Regions from separate parts of the Homo sapiens genome. Here region 2 is linked to region 1. Evidence: read pairs that join two places in POLR2A ChIA-PET (ENCODE). Cell type or tissue: PC-9. All regions are shown on one strand. Each heading gives the region's core, and the rest is flanking DNA. Links, peaks and the distances in the headings are about the cores only. Region 1 overlaps CHN1 (chimerin 1). Region 2 overlaps CHN1 (chimerin 1).

What was found. ChIA-PET counts read pairs that join two places held together with the same protein. Peaks named below come from ENCODE experiments on the same cell type or tissue, not always from the same donor. Only the 100,000 strongest peaks of a DNase experiment are listed, where the experiment ranks them.
Region 2: POLR2A ChIA-PET joins it to region 1 with 11 read pairs; 5 of 35 experiments call an interaction of 5 or more read pairs at or near these places.

What each region holds. Positions count from the first base shown.
Region 1 is chr2:174,967,464-174,975,811 of GRCh38, forward strand. All of the region lies in intron 1 of CHN1 (chimerin 1), which reads right to left. Among named protein-coding and RNA genes, the nearest start is that of CHN1, 34 kb to the right of the region's middle. RefSeq lists an enhancer at 1-201. In PC-9, for the core only: no CTCF peak of the experiment used is centred there; DNase peaks (open chromatin) are centred at 4,608 and 5,028; H3K27ac peaks cover 484 bases.
Region 2 is chr2:174,824,079-174,832,426 of GRCh38, forward strand. CHN1 (chimerin 1) reads right to left here. Exons shown (of 13, transcript NM_001822.7): 8 at 356-440. Among named protein-coding and RNA genes, the nearest start is that of CHRNA1, 64 kb to the left of the region's middle. In PC-9, for the core only: no CTCF peak of the experiment used is centred there; a DNase peak (open chromatin) is centred at 3,793; H3K4me3 peaks cover 733 bases; H3K27ac peaks cover 1,751 bases.

The DNA.
Region 1 (8,348 bases), core at 163-8,162:
TGCTTGATGAACATTTTTTCCAATGTTCGTGTTCCAATGTTCATGTTCCAATGTTTCCATTTTTTCCAATTCAACAACTTAGACTTTTAACCATTCATAGCACTTGAAATTCCAGATATTAAAAAAATGTAACCATACGAACACTCTTTGGAGAATTTTTACTTTTTATAAGTACAAGTTCTGGAAAATAATCAACTATACTTTTAGTGGAGATTTTCCTTGTCAGTTATCTTTCCAACTGTAATTCAGTGGTCTCAGATAACCCTCACCTCCTTCAGCAGACCCACTATATAACCTCCTTAACCTTTTCTTAAAAGAAAAATTGCAAATGATGTTTTTCTTCTTGCTATTATTCATTCTTTGGCAGAAATTATTCCTAACCCATGCTTTCCCCATACTCCAACATAGTTTTGTAGCACTGACCTACTTGGATTCTTGCCCTTGGAACAGGAATCGATCATATTCCCTGGCCTGGGAGTATTTAAAGTAGTGTGTTTATTAGAATGTGCATTATTCTGCAATGCGGATTCACAGGATTTTCCAATGAGAGTCAATATATCATTTTGCCAGCAGGCATTAAAATAGCAACCCTTCAAAGTCTTCCTTACATCCATGTTTTCAAGCTTTATCAAAAGGACAGTTGCTCAGAAAGTAAGATAAACTAACGCTTACATGAAACTATTGGGAAAAGAGAGATAAGGCTCCTATTACTAATACTCACATCACAGGTAACTGAGATGGGAAAAGACCACAACATTTTTCATCTTATTTTGATCATTTCCAAATGCATTTCTTTTAAACTGGATATCTCTGGGAAAACCACTCAGTCACTAAGGAAAAAAAAAGTGGATTCTAAGGAACACAGAGAGGTTTGCCTTAGATTATAAACTGTAGAGCCAAATGTGGAATAAGGCAGCTCACAGCTGTAAGGAAGAAAGCAAAGTCAGACATGGAAGTAATACTGTGGCAACCACAAATGAGCGGAGTTGGATAATTCTAAAGCACGTTAACTATCCTAAAGTATAGTAAAATGCTTGGCATCTTTTAATTAACTATGCTTTTATGGCATACACAACAGAATAAGTTGCCAAGGGGCAAAAACTCTTTATAAATGAGAAACTGTGTTTCAAATTGATAGGTACTTGTTTTTCTTCCTGAGAGCAGAACCAGAATATGAAAGATCTGGGGCTGTAACGTTTCTTGCTGACACTTGCATGCAACAAGGCCTAAAATGAACATGTAATGGACTGGTTGTCTTGAAGAAGTTCCAGCAGTGTAGGGATATGAAAAACTAACAAGTATAATACCAACAAAGGTCCGTATTTTCTCAATTATAAAATCCAAATGCCTTCAAAAGTGGAAGTATTTTTATAACGCATTTGGCAGCAAAGCCTGGTCTGACCTGAACGTCAAAGTAATTTAATAACTCTTTATAACTCATTTGGTACCAAAAACCTCACCTGATCAATGTAAGAATATTTAGTCTTTATCCCATTGAATGTGACCATTTATTTCATTGCAGAAATACTAATGTGTGATTATAGAGTAATGCCTCAGACACTGTTTTGAATGTTATAAAATATACTATATATATGTGAAATGTACTACCTTTCTAAAGTCTGAAAAATCCTGCATTCCAGCACAAATCTGTCCCAAGGGTTTTGGATAAGGGATTACAGACCTGCTACTGTTATTAATATTTACAGCTGATCGTGTTAAAACATAAATCAGAATATGCCACTCTTCTGCTGCGTTCTCTCCAATGACTTCCTGTGTCTCTCAGAATAAAAGCCAAACTCTTTACAACTGCCTACAAAGACTGCTATTTAAAGAAGACCACAACAGTGGCATCATCTGGTAACTTGGAAATGCAGAAGTGCAGAACCCAACTCCCAACTACAAATCAGAATCTGCATTTTCACAAGACCAAGTCATGTGCACGCACACCAATTTTTCAGAAACACTGACCTACAAGACCTTGGGTGACCTGTCCCCACTAAGCCCCCGAGTTCATCTACTTCACTTCCTCTCACTCACTCTTCTCCAGCCTCTTTGTTCCTCTGCCATTCATCAGACATATAAGACACACTTCCACCTAGCTGTTTCTTCGGTCTAGAATCTTCCTGCCCAGGTGTCTCTATAGTTTGCTCCGTCACCTACTTCAGTTCTTGACTTAGTGAAGCCTTCCTTGTCATTTAAAAAGTTCAAAACCCCCTGACACTTCATACTCTTTTTTTTTTCTACTTAGTACTTCTTGCTATCTAAAATACTACATATTTTATCAATTTTATATTGTTGTTTGTCTCTCTACACCAGAAGGTAAGCTCGATGAGGGCAGGATTTTTTTGTCATCTGTTGTCACACTGCTGTGTTCTTACTGCCTAGAACAGTAATTGTCAGTGTGGTCTGTAAACACTTGTGGGTCACTAAGACCCTTTCAGGAGAGGTCCACAAAACCCAAACTATTTTAATAGTAATCTTAAGAAGGATTTTGCCTTTTTCACTACACTGACATTTGTACTGGTGGTACAAAAGCTATGCTGGGTAAAACAAAGCAGTGGCAATTAGGCTGTCACTGTACTTCACCAGTACACACTCACAGTAAAAAGAAAAATCGTTTAACCTAAGAAAGCCCTTGATGAAGCAGTTTTAAAGTATTGGTTTTGTTAAATTTTGATCCTTGAGTACACTTCTTTTGGTCATTCTGTTAAAAAAAAGTGAGAAGTGTGCATAAAGCACCATCTGTTGTTGTATACCAAGTATGATGGTTGTCTTGAAGAAAAGCACATCTGAGGTCATTGGGGTTGTGAGCTGAACTAGCTCCATTTTCATAATAGTCATTTCACTTGAAAGAAGGACTCACAAACTATGACTAATCAGACTTGGGTATTTAACAGGTATTTACTCCAGAATAAGCAAAGTAAGCTTGCGACTCCAACAAAAATAACTAACTGTATTTACTGCCAGTCACAAAAATTCAAGCTTTCAAGTGGAAATAAGAATTCAAGGAAACTTGTATCCACCACCATGAGCTTGACAGTTTGTTAATATTTAAAGATTTTTCCCATGAGATCGATGGTGATATTAAAGAACATGATTCTAAGATATATTGCATAATGAAATGTGTTAACATTCACAAGATTTACATAAATCAATGAATATTTTTGAAATGACAAACGTAGGATAATACAGTATCATGTGTGGGCAAAAGATCCAGTCAAATACAAGATAGAACAGGAGATCATAATGTACGAGAGTAAAAATGTCATTGATATGGTTTCAAAGTCTACATTGCAATTGACCTTTAAAAAACTACCACTTGTCAAGTGTTAGTGTAGTATCAAAGAAAGATATCTATAACTATTTGAAAAGATTATTAAAACACTGCCCTTTTTTCCAACTATATATCTGTATAAGGCCAGATTTTCTTCATATATCCCAAACAAAACAATATATTTCAAAAGCTGACTGCAAATAGAGAATCTAGCTCTCTCCTAAGCCAGACATTAAAGAGTTTATAAAAATGTAAAAGAATGACTCTTCTTACTACATTTAAAAATATAGTCATTTTTCGACTGGGCGTGGTGGCTCAAGCCTGTAATCCCAGCACTTTGGGAGGCTGAGGTGGGTGGATCACAAGGTCAGGAGATTGAGACCATCCTGGCTAACACGGTGAAACCCCGTCTCTACTAAAAATACAAAAAATAAGCCGAGCATGGTGGTGGGTGCCTGTAGTCCCAGCTACTCGGGAGGCTGAGGCAGGAGAATGGCATGAACCCGGGAGGCGGAGCTTGCAGTGAGCCGAGATCGTGCCACTGCACTCCAGCCTGGGTGACAGAGCGTGACTCCGTCTCTTAAAAAAAAAGTCATTTTTCATAAAATGTGTTATTTATGTTAACATGTAAGGAGTTTATTTTTTAATTGATAATTTTTAAAAACTTCTCAATTTTAATTTCAAATTCAGTAAATAGCAACACATATAACCCACATAACAAATGCACCTTAGGATTCTCAATGTTGTAGAATATAAATGGATCCTGAGATTTAAAAGTTTGAAAACCACTGGCCTAAAACAATAACTAGAACACAATAGTAAATTATGTTGCACTGAACACTTACAATGTGCCAGTCTTTTGTTAAATGTTTTTATACTTATTTATGTCTCAAAACAATGTTATAAGGTATTATTACTAGTACCATTTTATGCATGAGAAAACAAGTAATTGAGAGGGATCAAGGCACCTATTTAAAGTCACAAGGAGCAGAGCCAGTCCTTGAACCAAGATCATGTGCCTCCAGATCTCATACTCCTGACCAAAATTGATAGTATAATAAAGGAATGCTAAGTTAGAAACAAGGCAAACAGTGTCATCCTAGGTGACTACATCTAAAATTATCAAGGCAATAAGAAGAAGCCAAAATACAAAGCCAAATGAATTGGGGATTGAAGGGAGATAACCTAAGCAAGCTCATATGAGCAGGAGAAAGACCAGGTCACCTTCTCAGAGGCAGATGCAGATGCCTGAGGAAATACTTCAAGTGCAGTCCACAAGGGCCCGACAACTATCACTAGGCTAAACAATGAACAATAATAACCCTGAGGTATCTGGCTTCAAGCCCAGCTTCCAGGACAACAAGCTGGTATCCCTTATGGTCAGGTTCATTCACGATGCTATTAAAGTCTTCTCCTTGCTGCTACTGGTTTCCTTGTAGCTCAAGCTTGAGTATAACCTTCAATGAAATGTTTAGGATGTTCTCTGGTTCCCGTGTCCAAAAAGAGTTGTCATCTCACTCAAACCATCAAGTCCAAGAAATATCTTCTCTCTGACCCACGGCAGGGTGATATCCTGATGCTTCATCACTCCAATAAGCTTAGTGACAAGACAGGCACTTACTGTCTGCATCTCAAGAAGGAGTCCTGTAAGGTCAAGAACAGTAATCCCTAACCCAATTTCAAATTCCCCTAAGCTAAACATTCCTGCTAGAATATGCAGACAGACTTTCTAAAATCTTGGAATTTACACTTCCTGTAATATTTAGTCTATGAATCACTTTGTTGGGGATGATTAATAAATGAGTGATCTAGGATTGGGAAGAAAAAAAGAAGGTGAAGTGGGTGGCAGAGCAGTAGTCGTAGTTTGAGCTATGCAGCATTCAGACAATGGAAGTTGGAGCAAAGAAAGTAAAGTGAGATCTTGGAACTGTCCTCCTCACTCACTCTATTAGGAGGGAGGGAGGGTGGCCATAAAGTCAGGTTGATTCAGTGCCAAGGCTAAGCGTTATCACGTAAGGAATTATACTACATAACCTTATCAGAGAGAATGTTTAACAAATTCTGACTCAGCTATGCATAAGGAAGATCAGAAATAGAAAATATAACCCCTTAGTATGCATAATATCTGCATCCACAGAAAAAGTGAACTAATAAACATATTCTCCAAATTTTAAATGAGGGAGATCCTGAAAAGTTCCTAATATAATCACTGATATTCTCTTTTTCTAGTGTTCTATCCTCATTTTATATCAAATATAAAAAGAAAATTAAAGCTTTCATAGCTTTACTAGTGACCCAGGATCACCCTAACACTATTTTTGCCTTGAACTCTTCAGTTGTTCAACCACAAATTCTTCCACACTGGGTCATCACAGTAAAAGTCTAAGAGTTAGAAAGAGAATGCTGGATAACAATGATTATGCTCTCTGGTATCTTCCACAGTTGAATGGGCTACTGTGCAATCTGCATGCCTCCTTCCTACTATAACCCATGCTTCAACATATGATATGCAGAACTATCATGACAACATTTTGCCAGATCATGAAACAGAAAACATACATAATAAGCACAGTTATTCAGTGTTTTAGATGCCACAGAGCACTGTAAATCTTCCTGATGATATCAGTAGACCAACTCAGGCTGCTGGAAGCCCATTCACAAAACACGGTTTTTTCAGGAAGGGCAGAAACCTAGGCAGGAGGTGACAAAATATACTTCAAGGCCAGGGAAGCTAATGACTGAAAGTAAGTTCTGGGATATTTTCTATGCACAAGCAAAACAAGAGAAGACAAAGTGATGAAGAAGCAGCAGCAAAAGCAAGCAAAAGATGAAGGATGCCTGGGCACTTCACTTCTGGGTGCTCAGGAGGAAGAGAAGTTACACATTTTCAGCCAGGTTGATGTGAGTTTCAGGACTGACGATGTGGACCCACCCCACTTTGTGCTGCCAGCTTTGGCAGTGCAGGACAGCGGTGAGAAGTGTGGGCCCTGGAAGTCTGGAAACCTGTCTCTACCAGCACTTACTAATTGTGAGTCTGACCCAGGGCACGTCAATTGGACAAATGAATATTAGCTATTGTTATTGTTATTATTATTACCATCAAAAAACCTTTTACCTTTATTCCTGAAGTATCTGACATTAAGGAAATTTCCAGGGAAAGAAATATAGATGTAACTAGAAAGCTATATGAAGAAATATGTGAATTAAAGTACTACAAGGTATCTCTTATATGAACATATGTAAACAGAATACCTAGAGGTCTCAAGATATCATACTTTAAAGAATTTTCCAAAATGCCCTTATTTAGAAAATATTACTTCTTTTTTTCCCATTTCCACTTCAGGACTCAAAATACCGTGACAATGCCAAACATACTTCACATATGAAATGTTACAGTCCAATAGGTTTACTAAAATGGAAAGGTGGATAATCGGTTTGTTTTAAAATATTCAAATAGAGTCTTCTTTTAACTCCAGACTTGATGTGGATTTCTAATAAGCAATATTATTTGTTATTCAAAAAGCAGACTGAGTGATTTATGTCACGCAGCTGTGAACAAGCATTTTGTTGAAAATATCGTCTGCATGCTTTACTGCACTAACACTGTTGGAATGCCCGCAAGGATGCTGAATACTAGGAATTGAAAAGCAAAAGGTCATTGTCACTGGAAAATGAAAAAGTTATCTGATTCAAACCCACATCAAGCACAGACAAATGACAGCAATGAAAAAACATTTTCATGTGCTTTTACCAGTCTGCAAGAGAGAATTATTTATCTCTAATAAGACTTTTCAAATTCCCATAATATAACAAAAAAATGAATTTTTACTGTTCACAAGTGACAATTAGATCAAATTGTTTTCTCATAAATTTTTAAATATTGGCCTACTCTTCAAAGTCAAGGCAAATATGCTAGTAGTAAATGTTTTCCCAGCACCAATAAAATGTTCAAAAATAAGGGTAATAATAAAGGTAAATAAAATAAAGGTAAGAGTCATATACTTTTGTTCATATCATTAATAAACACACAACCATGAGATTGGTTTCCTTCATGCACATATAACATATATGAAATAATTTCAGAAAACTTGAGTTCTCAGTATATATGCCTGTAACTTTAAGTTCTGATTTTCTGCAAACAGGCCATAAGAAATAATTAATACACACACACACACACACACACACACACACACACACACAGAACAAATCGACACAAGCTACACTGACCACTGGAGTTAACTGTTGTAGCAATCTTGCCTAACAGACAAGGAAAATAATGTATGTATTTTACTGCTAAATGTAACATTTTCTGAAAGCATAAGAATTTCTAAGAAAACCCCTGGTGGCAAACAACTGCATATTATTAACTTCACTATTTTATTCCTCTACTGCTCAGTAGCAAAAAGCTGACACAATCATAATTAAGCTAAACTAACAATTTAAAAATATGTATTTATAGTATAAATGCAAGTACTTCCTCTAAAAGGGACATCTACTGGGGGGAAATGGTTCTTTGCATGTGTGTTTGAGAGCCAAATTTTCATTTCTTAGATTTTTTTAATTTTTAAAATATCCAAGCCTACTAAAACATTGAAAGAATAGTACAAGAAATCAGTATTCTTTCATCTAAATTCACTAATTGTTAGTACTTTGTCCTATTTGTTCTCCCTTCTCTATATTATGCCCTCCCCAAGCACTTCAAAGTAAGTTGCAGGCATGCAACACTTCACCTTTAAATCATTCAGCACTTACCTACTAAAAAAACAAGAACCTTCTTCAATACAACCACGAAAACATTATCACACCCAAGAAATTAACCCTCTGTACCTGGAAGAGCAGTCATTACCATTTACCACCCAGGTCCATAAGCTCTTTTAATTTATATAAATTTTAGCCAGGCAAAAAAAACAAAACAAACAAAAAAAAAAAAAACAGAAGCAATGATAAGCTAGAATCTATTTGATATAAACTAGATGTATTTGAAGCCTGGAATCAGTATTTACATAAATGGATATATCCCAGGTTCATACATGACAGAATTAATGAGCAGTTAGTTGATGAGACTTCAAAGAAT
Region 2 (8,348 bases), core at 30-8,029, 140 kb before region 1:
TTGCTTTAAAAAAATCATTTTTATAAATTTAGTTACTGCAACATCAAAGGCAAGTATTAAATATAACTGCCTTACTTTTATCTCCTTTTATCAGACTTTTTGAACAAGCTGACTTCTCTCTTTTCAGTGGACTAATGCCAGATCCCTAGTGTGCTGTCCATCAAGTGCCAGAAGGTTAAGAGCAGATAAAATATCAAATTTCCAAAGTGGCTGCCTGAGAATCTGGCCTACTGCATGTGCATAAGACCAAACCAGGATCCAGCCTACTGGATATGCATAACAACAAGTCTCCTTCTACCTCACCTCTTATAACTTCACAACTGACTCAATCCAGAGACAAGACAAGAGCTCTTACCTGCACATTTCACTCCCTGAGCAATGAGACCCCACATAAAGTTGGCACAGTATTCACACCAGTGTGGCCCTCTGAATGTATGCACCTGAAAAAAAAAAAGAGGGGCAAAGTCAGGAAAGGGGAAACACACGGATGAGAAGACTGCTTCATATCAAAGCACTAATATACAAGCCACATATTCTATATATATATATATATGAGAGAAAGAGAAATGGGGTCTCACTGTTGCCCAGGCTGGAGTGCAGTGGTGTATCACAGCTCACTGAGGCCTCCCTCAAGTGATCCTCCCACCTCAGCCTCCTGAGTAGCTGGGACTACAGGCACACACGACCACACCCAGATAATTTTTGTATTTTTTGTAGAGACAGGGTTTTACCATGTTGCTCAGGCTAGTCTTGAACTTCTGAGCTCAAGCATCTGCCTGCCTTGGCCTCCCAAAGTGCTGGGATTACAGGTGTGAGCCACTGCACCCAGCCCATGGTTAGTAATGAAGCGCCAACATGGCTGCATTTAAAAGAACCTTGGTTGAGTGAAACTGACAAGCAGTTAACATTTTTTTCAGAGCTTGATTTCTTCTTTGTTTTAGGAATGATAAATCAGACCAATATTCTGTAACTTACTTTCGAAAACTATATAATGGAGTTTTCCAATGTCCCCTCAGGTGCAGGCACCCTAATCTATACAAATACTGGCATTTCTATGTACTATGCTATTTCTACAGTACTATGACATGAAAAGGCATGAGTGCCCATATAGAGTATGTCTTGGGTCCTGTTAGGAATTTTGCAGATAATTTACCTTCTGTGACTATGAGTAGGATCACAGACATTAAAGGAGATACTTATTGATGGGTCACATCAGAATCATCAAAAAGGCCCAATTTCTGTTTAAAACATTTGATATTTATTATGTTAGCAAGGAGAATAAATGTATTTTAGAAACTGCAGAAACTACAGTTTATCAGGAACCTCGTTTGAGTACAGTAATTATTCACTAACCATTCCAGCTCATAAAGGTTCTTTCTACTGTATTTGATTTCTTTTCCTTAAAAAGAAAGGAATCCCCAAAGAAGAAAGGATTCAAATGTTAAGATACCTATCCCTTTTACAAACAGGAAAGAGAAGGCATTCTAGGTTAACTCAGACAAAAAAATATTGGTAGAATATTTTGCAGAAGCAATGAATCCAAACTCTGAACATTAAAAAATAATAAAAATTTCAATATTATCAGTACATTACAATTGATTCCAACATATCTGCCAAAACCACTACCATACATAATAAAATTCACAGCTAAGATTGTCATTTTTACAATTGCTGTACTAACGTATTGACTAAGTCTTAGAAACCAAGTAAGTGATTTTTAAGATATGAAACTTATTTCTTCAAATGAAAATACCATAAATGTAAGACATACCATTATGTGTTCAATTTAGAAAAACCATGCCAATTAAATCATGACAAGCCATTGGTTGTCTGACAAATCCCAAATTCAGAGACATTAAAATGGAAAATAAAATATGCATATAAGAATCAATGAAACAGAATATCAGAATTCAAAATACTACATTGGCCCAAATATCCATATAAAGCTGCAAGGGATAACCCTGGGTTCATTCAAAGCAGGTATGTGCTTGTAACTCTTTGCTGTTGCCAACTGAGTCTGAGTACAAAATTTTATGTTGATTTTGAAAAGGAGGCCATAATCCCTTCTATGTGTTTTATGGAGGAGGGTCAGGAATGCAGGCACGGTAGCCTCTGGATTGTTAATGATGTTCAGAGCCTGTAAACTCAAAGTATTTCCTGGAGTTGCTGAAGTAGAGCCCAAGATCAACATCCAGATACTCTGTAATGTCCCTGTGTTCTTCAGAGTGAATAAAACTGGATAAAGCATGCAATCGTGCTTTATTCTTATGGGAATGAGTGAAGTAGGCAGTGCTGATTCAGAAAGAGAGTTATATAATCATGAAACAGCAACAGAATTGTGAAGCTACTTTTAGAGAAAGTCTTTGGGATGCAAACTCACTTATAGGTTGCCAAACCTCAGGATAATCAGTATCATTTACTTGGTAAGGTGACTAAAGATGCAATGAAAGTATGAAGGAAGTCTCAGGAATTATTTTGTGCCGATCAGTTATCTCATGGTAAAGCATCTGAAAGTTAAACAGGGAGAGCAAAAAGAGTAGAAGGTGTTTTGTTTGCTGTTAAACAAATAGGCATTTGGGAAACAGCACTGGCTACTGAGCTGTTTTAATAGAACCAATCCTTTCCCCACCTTCCTGAAAGTAGCAGTGAATGTGGCATTTCAAAAAGCCTGGGATATTTCTTTATATTAGATATGCTGAAGAGAGGATTTTAACTGTCCGAGCAGACCCCATGTTCTCCAATTAAAGGGTTACACATGTATCTCAGAAAGCAATCTTTAGGATATTGTTATTTATTTACAGTTCATTCTTGGGCAGCTTTTTTAATGAAGGCATCCTGAGCCATTTGAGGCTGGGTTGTTTTTTTTTGTTTTTTAAATCGTTTAGAAGGTAGCTTATGTAGCTCTCCATGAAAATGTTCTAGAAATAGGCCTTGCAGAACCAGCAGCTTACAAAACTATTTGTCTAACAGGGTTTAACTGGATTCCCTTTTGAATTTTTATATCTAAAACTCACTTGAATTTTTATATCTAAAATCCATATATCTCAAGTTTCCTTTGTTCTGTAACCTCTATGACTCTATGACACTTTATTATATTTGTAAAAGGTTGATTACTGTAGCCTTTGAGTCTTTTATTCCTCTAAAGGTCATCAAAACAAATACTGATTTTCATTAATTAGTCATTTTTATTCATTCATAAACATTTATTAAATGATGATCTATACAAAAATAAAAAGGGGTTTCTCCTACTAAACACAGTGTGAAAATATTCTAATCAAAATATTTGCAAAGTGTGAGAGAAGCTGGGAAGAGACGCAACCCATGAGCTAAGTCCTGAGTTGAAAATCAAAGACACGAGGCATGAGAGAAACAATGTGGTGTTTAGAGAACTGCAAGGAAGTTCAGTCTGGGTGGAGTGGAAACGACTGGCCTGGCAGGAGATAGGAGAGGCAGACAGGGCCTTTTCAATGCCTACAAATTTGTATTCTGTCCAGTGAACAATGCAGAGCCACTGAGGATTGTTAAGGGGAGTGACACGGTCAAGGGGGCAAGGCTGAAGGAAGACAGACTAGGTAGGGTGGTGCTATGGCAGTCACCCAGACAACAGACGATATGGAGCTGAACTCGGGCAGTGGTGACTGAGAAAAAGGGACAAACTGGAGTTATTTAGGAGGCAGAATCAACAGCGCTTGGTAACTAATTGAAACAGAGGCAACGGAGAGGGAAAGAAACTGGTCTGTTAAGGGTTTAAGGTCTGGTGACTGGGGAAGAATGACATTAACAGAGGTACAAAAGTAGAGAAACTGGTTTAGAAGTGAGGTGGGGAGGACTGTGGAAGGGAAGGGGAAGGCTGACTCATAAGAAAGAGAGGGTCACTGATGGAGCAAGGCTCTGGAGAAGTCAAATGTTGGAGACAGAATCCAGGGCAGAGCAATTAGCTCTGAATACAAGGAAAATCACTTTCCCCTTCCCTGAGTTGGGAGGGAAGAGGGTAAGAGGAGAGAGGCTGGCTGTGCAGGACTGGTGGTGGGACCTAGGGTCAGAAAGTTACAGGAATTCATGCCTGGCAGTCTATAGTCTCTGAGCATCAGGAAGGAAGTTCAGTTATGGAGCAAATGAGGAGTTTTGGCAAAGTGGGGAATAGGAACTGGAGCTAAAACTGGCCAGGAATTCAGAGAAGGGCCACTGGACTTGAAAGCAAGTTTCCTTTTTGGGTGACACATTATAAAATCGTACTATACCAGCCAGTGTCAAGCACATTAAACAAAAAGTGATGAATATTTTCTTTTTACGTGCGTCGTTATGCTTTATCTAAATGTTTCACTTTATATGCAGTTTTACATTATCGGTGATGTTTACGTCACATACTTTGCCAACTCAGAAAAAGGTATCTTTAAAAAATCAATTGCACAAATTGTACAACTTAGAATAGCTTTTCAGTTGTGCTGCTCCATCTAGCACAATACTAATAGGTGCTGTTTCCTATAGATAATTCTACAGGCACTGACATCTGCAGACAATTTTGTTTACTAGACGTTGTTGTATTTTAATTACCTGTTTTAAAAATGATGAAATCTGAATACAATGAACATTCAAAATATAATTAAAAAGCCATAAGTTGCATCTTGAAGACTATTTGTGTGTTGCAGGATGCTAAGGAAGAACTAGGTGGGATATGCGGGAAAGGAGGCCTGGAAGGGTTCACAAGGGGTGCAAGGGCTTGGGCCTGAAGCTCTAGATCACAACAGAGAGTGACTTTTGCCTAGAATTGCCACACCCCCTAGAAATCTGCAACCCATTCCTCTGGGTATGGTTCCTGATAAGACATAATTCAAAAGAACAATCAGCTTCACCCTATTACATTATTAGCGAAGTCAAAAATGGTCCCAAGAAAAGCAACCTTGTAAGTGGGCCACAGATATTTTTTCTAGGCCACCTCCAAAGCTTTTGGTCCATCTCGACAAATGAAAGTGACAGAGTATAAGGCATGAATTACACTTTAATGAATAAAGGGCAAAACGAACTAGTTTCAAAGCCCTCTTGTGCAACTGGAAAAAAAAGACCATTTTATTACCATGACATTTGTGATTGCTTTTAACCTGTGAACAACTCCTTTCACATTAACTTCTCTGTTAAAACAGAGATGAAAGACTGGATTAATTAACGGATCCCCAGTACAGTCTTATCAGTGAAGGCATTGGTCAGAAGCAGGCTGCAAAGGACAGGGTGGGAAAGGGTGGGCTATTGAGGGGCCCATATGGCACAGGCCAAGTGTCATGTGTCTCCTGGGCAATGACTTAGATAAAAACTGAAGTCATTCTCAGTTGGGCCTGCCATTATTCAGACTAAAATCCTGGCTTATAAAAGGAAACAAACACCCTGCTTCTCATCATGTTTACAGCATTCATATCTCCAGTTTGAAAGCCAGTAACAGAAACTGAAAAAGAAATCCATGATATAGGAAGATAAAGAAAAATTCACCATTAATCTTCATTGTTCCTTTCAAGTCAAAACATTCCCTTTAGAAATAAGCATGAATGCAAATAGCCAAGGAGCATGCCTGCAAAGCTTGCTGCAAATGTAAGCCACGTTGGAGATGATATGAACATTACGGGAAATAAAATTTTGCTTGGGAAGGTGGCAATGACATTTCAGCTGCAGCTTCTCATTTGGGACTGTGATGAGTCAGTTCTCCAGCACAGTGTTGGGTGATGAGGGGAGAGAACAGATGAACAAAATCAAAACGAAAGGAATGTAGGTAGGCAGGCAGCTGGTCAGGAAAGTTTTTTCTTCCCTCATTTTTATGTTTAGGGTAACTAGAATGCACTCTTTTAGGTGACCAATGTTTGTCTCACCAAGATGGTCTTAAACTTTTTGGTCCATATGATATGGAATTTAGAAATCAAACCCTAATTTGGCCGGGCGCGGTGGCTCACGAGGTCAAGAGATCGAGACTATCTTGGCTAACAACGGTGAAACCCCATCTCTACTAAAAATACAAAAGAATAGCCAGGTGTGGTGGCGGGCACCTGTAGTCCCAGCTACTCGGGAGGCTGAGGCAGGAGAATGGCATGAACCCAGGAGGCGGAGCTTGCAGTGAGCCGAGATCGTGCCACTGCACTCCAGCCTGGGCTACAGAGCAAGACTCTGTCTCAAAAAAAAATAAAAAATAAAAAAATCATACCCTAATTTTACCACTTCAGTTTAAAGTACTTTGATTTATATTATTATGCCGTGAAAAGAGAATACATAACACTGGCTATGATCATTAGCAAGAAATACATACAAGAGTACTTAAATTAGGAGGAATACTTACTATAGGAGTATCTTTAGTATCAAGGCAATACCTTCTTGCCTTGTTGTTAAGTTACGTCTAGTCAAAACTACTAACCACCCTATAACTCTGGAGTAATAATGTATTAACAAAGAGCGAGGTTTTGGTTCAGTTAAGCACCACGATAATGTCAGTTAAGCACTGACACTATGCTGGCCATTCCTAGTCTTCTTGTCCTGATCAAATGGATGTGTAATTGATGACCATGGCAGGAAAGGCAGAAGAAATGCACCAGGCACTTGCTGAAACATAGCTTTAAGCACTGGCCAAGGCTAAGTACCTGGAATAGAAAGGCATGCCCACTGGCCAGCAGCAGACAGGAGTGAGGGAGGCACTAGGCGGCTGGGGAAGGGGCGCAGGTGCTAATGGCCTGTATAACCAGCTGCTATAGAGGTGGCCACACGGGAGAATTTGCAGGGTCTTTCTGCGCCACATACTTAACCACACAAGTAGTTAACACGGAAGCACCGCTTCAAAGAGAATGACAAATGACAGAAAATTGGTGACCTAATTTTAAGAGTAAGAAAACTGTTCAAAATTGAGAGAAATACCATAAAAGCCTACTAGACATACATTGACCATACCACAAATAAATGATGTAACTTTAACTGTGAGCAATAACTACAGGGAAAAGCTGGTAAAATATGATCATACTATAACAATATGACTATTAGGACAGTCACCAGGGCAATACAGTAATTTAGTTCTGCTCCCATATGAATATTATAAAAATGGTTTATGTTAATTGGTATACAAAACAATATTTTAAATATGTGCAGAAAAAATAAATTATTCTCATAAAAATACATTTACCACAATTCAATATTGGCCTTATTAACAGAGCTTAAATTCTTTTATGGTTTCCTTTATGATCCATACATTCCCAATCACCGCTATGTTTTTGAGGGAGAAGTATATCTAAAATTACAAAATGAATGCAAAGGTTGCACAGAACTTGCTTAGAATCATAAACAACCATATTAATGCTAGAACACAAACACAATTTCTGGTGTTGATGTTCTGTGCTGAGCTGAAATAGTGGCCCCTTACACAGAACCATCAATCTGAAACCCAAGAATCTGGATGTGGAAATATCAAAGTTCTCAAAGCAATCCTTTGATTATTATATGCTACAAGGTACAGATTGTATAATAATGATGAAACAATAAATATAACCATTAATTCAAAGACATTTTCCATTTCAAAATATGAGTATTTAGAGTATTATAAAATATATAATTTTAATGTTTAGGCTTCTTTTAAGTTTCAGAAGACAATTTCTTTTTGATTTCTTTTCCCCTGATAGTTTTGCCTCCAAACTGAATCATGCTCAAGGTTCAAAAATGTTAAATGCCATCACCTAAAACACTTCTACTTAGAAAGTAAGCTTCATTACTGAGATGAATGAGTTCGTATTCAAATATTAGTAAAAATCAACACTTTGAAATACCAGTCCCCTAAGGTTATATTATGTAGGTACAATAGGAAAATAAATAAGTAAATGGTTGTGCAATAAAAACCACTTACATTCCATAGCTGAGTGACAGAAAATCTCTATACCTACATTATAGATAGGTAACTGAACACTGACATACGGAAAACCCTCAGACCAGTCTACAATGTCTTGTGATCCACAATTCTTTGAAGCTAAGTCTGCATTAATATATTATTTCCACACAACCAGGTTTCAATTTCTTTTTGACTTGGTTATAAAAGTGTCATCTGAAGAAGTACTGTTAACATATATTACAATATGAATGCAAGTATTCCTATACTAAGAAAAAGATCTGACTAAAATGCACAGGAAGTTATTAAAAGTATGTAGTTAAAACCCTTTTTAAAATCCCAGTAAATTCTGGGATTTAAAAAATTCTGTTTTTCTTCTTTTTCACTGATTGCTGCTCTTACCTTTAATACTGCCTTTCCTTAAGTACTTGGTTTAATTGATTCTTCTTTTTCTAGTTTCTTAAGATGGAAGCTTAGCTCTTTGACTTAAGACCTTTTTTCTCCCTTT